Regions from separate parts of the Mus musculus genome. Here region 2 is linked to region 1. A link is a loop called in an ENCODE intact Hi-C map of the cell type or tissue named here. Cell type or tissue: heart. All regions are shown on one strand. Each heading gives the region's core, and the rest is flanking DNA. Links, peaks and the distances in the headings are about the cores only.

Region 1 (2,912 bases), core at 225-2,724:
ATCCACCTAACTAGGTCATGTTACTGTAAGGGAAATAGCCAGGTTCAATCTGAACACTAGATGCAATGCTGTTCTGGACTATTAGTTAGAGGACAAGTTTGGATGTGTTGCCTAGGTAATATCCTCATCATGACTGGCCAATGCGCAGGCCCACACCAGGCCTGTGCTACGGATCATGAACATTCAATGCTATGGATCCAAGAACTCACGATAATGCATTTACACACACTGGGAATTGGAACTGGGAAAGCAGGTGCAATAGGTGGAGCACCTGCCTTGCAATCATGAGGACCGGAGTTTTATCTCCAGCACCCACTTAAAAAGCCAGAGGTGCTAAAACATGGCTATAATCCTGCTGAAGAGGGAGATTTCTGGGGATTGGTGGCCAGACAGAGAGCCCTGTGCGAGACTCTGTCTCTAAATGTAACATGGGGAGTGACTGAGGGGCACACATGGTGTCTACTTACACAGACACACATGCCTGCACACATGCATGCACACACGCACACATGCCCACATGCACACTCGCTCACTCACACACACACACACACATACACACATACACACAACTCACAATATACAGAATGTATTTGTAAAAGAAAATGGGGATGGATAGAGCAACGGCTCTGCAGTTAAGAGCACCTGGTGCTTTTGCAAAAAACCAAGTTCAGATCCCAGGATCCGTGGTGGTGGCTCACAACTGCTTATAAGTCCAACTTCAGGGAAACCCAATGCCTCTGGCTTCCTCATGTACCTAGACTCATCATACACACACCTACCTGCATACAGACAAACATGTCTTAATAATCATAATAATCATAATAATAATAATAATAATAATAAATCTTTAGGAGAGAAGGACAGAGGGGGAATATATGAAAATGCTCATGAGTAGGCATATGCCTATTAGCCTACCACCCAGGAAGCACAAGCTATAATAGACTTGCTGTGATTTTGATGCCCACCATGGCAATACAGCAAGAGCCTGCCAGGGGAATGAGTAGAACAAGGGACATGGAAGGGGAGAGGGACAGGGAGAGAGACAGACATGTGGAGCCAGAGGAGCCTGAGACTAGAGGAATCGTGAGGATTGGGAATTCAGTTTGGAATCAGGAGAAAGTTCTGGAGTCAGGCTCTGGCTGTGAACCTGCAACAGTGAATGAGCTGAATAATGTTACCGCCTTTGAAGCTGGCCTTAAAAACGGCCACAGTGGCTTCATCTGCACTCCCAGTGTCTTTGAAGATAAGATATTGCTTGGGTAGCACAGGCAATGATGTGAGTCCCACACACTGCCTCCTTCAAAATGATGCACAGCTGAGCCTGGTTCCTACAAGGAAGCTTTACAGAGTCGTCAGCATGTTGGTGGCCTGCCAGTGACTGGGCATCCCTATCATGCAGCCACGGGACGGGTTCCTAAAACAGTGCAGTGTGTTCTCCCTAAAGGACACTGAACTCTTCACACAGAGTTCAGTTCCTAGCTCTTCTCTGCAGGAAGTACAGACAACAGGTTTAACACTACAACTCATGTTGTGTAAGTTTGTTTGTGTTTATTTAGGGTTTGATGGGAGGCAGCTACCAAGGTTTTTTTTCCTTTATTGTAAATGGGAATGGAGTGGACACAGAAATTCTATGCATCACCTTTGAAAATCAGCAGTAGAAAATGGCTCTGAAATTATGCTCAAGGCCACAGAGCTCAGCAGAAAAGGCCATCCACCCCACCCCACCCCTACCTGAAGTGGAAACTTAAGGGTTCTTTGGAAAGTCAATTGGATGGTGTTTTGCTGGGGCAAACACATAAAGGAACATTTCGTTAAAGTGGACATAGGTGAAAGGCTAAGGCAGACTCATGAAGGAACCACTAAAGCAGACACAGGAGAGAGGTTGTTTTGCTAAAGCAAGCATGTGAAAGGACATGTGATGAAGGATTCTTTCCTAACAACACACATGTACTGGTCTGCCTCACATTGCATAGTTAAGCTGCTTTTGTCGGGATACCATAGAGAGAAATGCACCAAAAACAAAAAAAACAAAACAAAACAAAAAAAAAACAAAAAACAAAACAAAAAAAAAACCTCCTCGTGGTGTGCTGCAGTTTCTGGCCACGTCTGAAGTCTCAGGCTGATTAGAGACCCATACTGAGTCAAAACTGGTCCTGAGGTAAAGCCTGTGCTGAGGCAAGACTCGTGTTGAACAAGGCATGTGGAGGACACATGATGTTTGGAGGGTCCACAGAATGACCAAGACAGTGCTTGGCTTGCTGGTAAAGCTAGCTGTGCAACACGTGTGGGCCGCCTGCCTGTCTTCCCTGATCTTCACTTCCCTGAGAGAGGCACAGCTGAGAACTTCTCCTGATGATCCTGTTGGTCCCTCTTGCTGACTTGTGCCAAGGCCGAGGCCTGGTTGTCTCTGCTAGGTCACATCACTGCTTTTGCTAAGCTGAGACTCTATTGAACTGGATTGCTAGTGTATCTGTAAAGTGTTTCTGAGTGGATCAAGATGTCTGCTAACCTGTGAACTGAATTGTCAATTTCCAGACAACACAGATGGATGTGCTCCAAAGAATCTTTCTAAACAGACCCACTTCTCCTCTCCCCTCTTTCTCTTCCACTCCCGCTGATGGGTGGTAGGCTACAGGGAAGGTTAAAGCATTTAAGAACCATTACTAAATGTAAGGTTTGAAAAAAATAAAGTTTCATCTACCCCCCCCCACCCCACACCCTGCTAGTTATTCTCCTCAGACCCTCAGCAAAGAAAGTATGAACTACAATTTCTTATTGCACGCATCCAAAATATCCAAGTGGATTTTTATAAAGATACGTTTCAGGTTAAACTTATTACAGAGATAACAAATTCTATCTTAGTGCTCAGGAAATTGGTTGTTCTCTGTAAGGAGCCTGAAATGTTTTCTATA
Region 2 (2,912 bases), core at 214-2,713, 68 kb after region 1:
CTAGAGAGATCGCTCGGTGGTTAATAGCATGGCATGTACTCCTCTGTAGAGGACCAGCATGAGATTCACAGTGCTAACAGGCTCACGACTGCCTGAAACTTGAGTTTCAGGAGTATCCAACAACTTATCCCCCACAGGCAACTGCCTTTCTGTGCACATATTCCTACAGACAGACAAATAAACATGATTTTTAAAAATAATAAAACTGGGAGTATAAAAACGTCTAATCATAATTTAAGTTAAAATTTCAATTTAAGGTGTGGTATTATTGTTACCATTGTGTAAAAGCATATGCCTTATAGAACTTGCCTAACAAGCAGGGTCTCAGGACACCCTAAGACCAGTCTCCTTGGCTACCATATCTATGTTCCCTCCCACCAATTAAATTCTAAGGCATGTCCTAGCCACTAAAAGTAAACTAATGAACAAAACAAGCAGAACATTCTTATCCTCCCAGAGTTTATACCAACCAGTATTTTACTGATAGAACACTCAAAGCTCAATACACAGTGTTGAAGGCGCCATGTCCAGTGGAGCTACAATTTACAAAAAGTGTCCCTGGGAGGCCTTCTATAACAGATAATAAAGACTCTACAGAAGTGAGAAACCAAAGTTGCATTCTGGGAAAGACTGGGGCAGAAGCATCCTGGAGGTCCAAGGAATAGGGGCAGAGTGGGCTGCCAAGTGAGGGGAATGGGTTGGATCTGACCTGGCAAGGCTTTAGTGATCATTGATAAGGAAGTCAGCACCGGGGTCCTGTGAGATGGCTCAGTGGGCAATAGTACATTTACTGAGTGAAAAGGAATCCCTGGTAGATTCTGTGCGACTGTATCAATTGCATGATCTAACTTAAGCTTCTTAGGATCACTGCAGACACGGTTGGGAATACAGTGGGCATCAAGGAAGGAGGAGAAGGGTCTGCTGCCCATCATTCTGGACAGAAAAGTCCAGTGGCTGGTTGATAACACTAGAAGCCTTGGATCCCGAGTTGTGCTTTCAAAGGAGTATGGCACCAACAGGATTTTGTGATGGATCCAACGATCAGAGAACAAAATAAACGGAGCCAAAAATAGCTCCCAAAGATTTGGCCTTGAGGAACTACAAAGAGAAGTCCTTCATTGGAATAAGCAAGACAGCAGGGGGAGGTCTTATCTTGCCTGTCACAGCTTCCTGTCCCTATCAGTCAGCACCAAAGGTTCTGCCCGCTCAGAATAAAAATGAGTCCATGATAGAAATTCCCTTAATCACTCCTAGAGCCAGACACTGCCCCTTCCTGTACAACGGCTGGGTGACCACTGCCTTTACTTCCTTAAGAACTATGCCTGCACTCTCCTTCTTCCCAGCAACACTCCTGCGGGGCAAATGGAGCATTCTAGCCACCCCCACAGTGTCCACTCCTCTATGCTGTATATGGCTCAGCTCATGGAACAATTTCCTTCCTCAAATCCTCCTCGTGATAAGATCTAATGTCAGTTTACTGTGACTTTTCCTTCCACATTTTGTCTTTATTTTCTTTGTTTCTCCCTTTTCATTCTCTTCTCTTAGGCAGTACATCCTTTGAACTCCCCTCTCTGCTCTAGGCTACATGGCCAGGACTCTACAGTCAGGTTCTCTACCAACTTCTGAAACAGCAACTCCAGCAGTTGGTTCAGTGAACAAATTAGTGGGACAATCAGTCTGTCAACCACTGTGCTTTGGCATTTTTTATGTCACCTGGGACCTGAATTCCAGTTCTACAGCCACAACCACAAGCCAAGCATCTGTGGCCTTCCTGGCAAATGCCCCTAACCAAAGCTATTAGCCCTGTCTTCATGGTTCCCCACCACCACCACCACCACCACCACCACCACCACCACACACACACACACACACACACACACACACACACACACACAGCAAACTGCTTTATTCAAATGACCCTCACAGAAGAGAAGTATGATAGCTATGCATGAAGACCAGTCAGGAGGTTCCTCAACAATAATAATAATAAAAATAATATAAAAATAGAACTACCATATGATCCCATAATACCCAACTTGAGAATGCATGTGCTCTTCAGAAGCCCAATGGCTACCAGCCTGTCCAGCCTTAAAAGCACGCTCTCCTTTCTAGGGTCTTGCTGTTCCTCCATCAAGCCTTTTGCGGCCACCGCTCCATACCCTGCCACATAGTTCCCTCTGGTTATTGACTCTGCCAGGTCTCCTTTATTCTCCTGTGCCATCCACAGATCGCAAAATCCAGCTTAGAGCCCTGCCTTTCCCAGGAAGCTGTACACACACTCATCCCAAGCAAGGGGTGTACAGCTCTCCTCCTCTGCACAGCCCAGAACTCACTGTCCTTAGCATCCTTGAGTGACCTACAACAATGATTCTAAAACCATGGTCTTGAGACCAGAACATCAGCAATATTTTGTTTAAAATGCAAGTTCCTGACCCCCCACGCTAGACCTACTGACTTGGGATCAGCAATCTGATTTGAGAAGCTCTGGATGAGACTAAGTCACACTTACATTTGAGGAGCACTAAGTTAGAAACCACTGTCTTGCAAGCTTTCTCTTTCCAAACACACAATACAATACACACGATGCCAACTATGGTATCTATGACATAGCTGTTCTTCAGAAAACAAGTTGTACAAATATTACTTCACAATTTCATCACAATAAATACCAAGTGAATTTTACTTCCAAGCATTCATTTTTAAAAAGCAAAGCAAAAAGTACCCGTTTTTACCAGAAGTCAACAAAAATAAGTTAACATTGTTTTTATCAAAAGGTCATTTAAATATTAAGTAAATAACAAAGTATCTAAATGAATAATAAATAATTTACTACTATTTAAACTAGGGGAGACTCTTGTATTTCTTTTCTATTTCAACTTTAGAAAAATAGTTGTGAAGTTTTTGGGCAGTGT

The links. A loop is a pair of places that touch in the nucleus more often than their neighbours do. Peaks named below come from ENCODE experiments on the same cell type or tissue, not always from the same donor. Only the 100,000 strongest peaks of a DNase experiment are listed, where the experiment ranks them.
Region 2: a loop joins it to region 1, with 1.9 times the contacts of the local background. A loop is called at or near these places in 3 of 42 quality-filtered maps.

What each region holds. Positions count from the first base shown.
Region 1 is chr3:28,368,317-28,371,228 of GRCm38, reverse strand. All of the region lies in intron 2 of Tnik (TRAF2 and NCK interacting kinase), which reads right to left. Among named protein-coding and RNA genes, the nearest start is that of Mir466q, 50 kb to the left of the region's middle. In heart, for the core only: no CTCF peak of the experiment used is centred there; a DNase peak (open chromatin) is centred at 1,358.
Region 2 is chr3:28,299,918-28,302,829 of GRCm38, reverse strand. The region is part of intron 1 of Tnik (TRAF2 and NCK interacting kinase); the gene reads right to left. Among named protein-coding and RNA genes, the nearest start is that of Tnik, 38 kb to the right of the region's middle. In heart, for the core only: a CTCF peak has its summit at 1,158 (motif pointing right); no DNase peak of the experiment used is centred there; H3K27ac peaks cover 757 bases.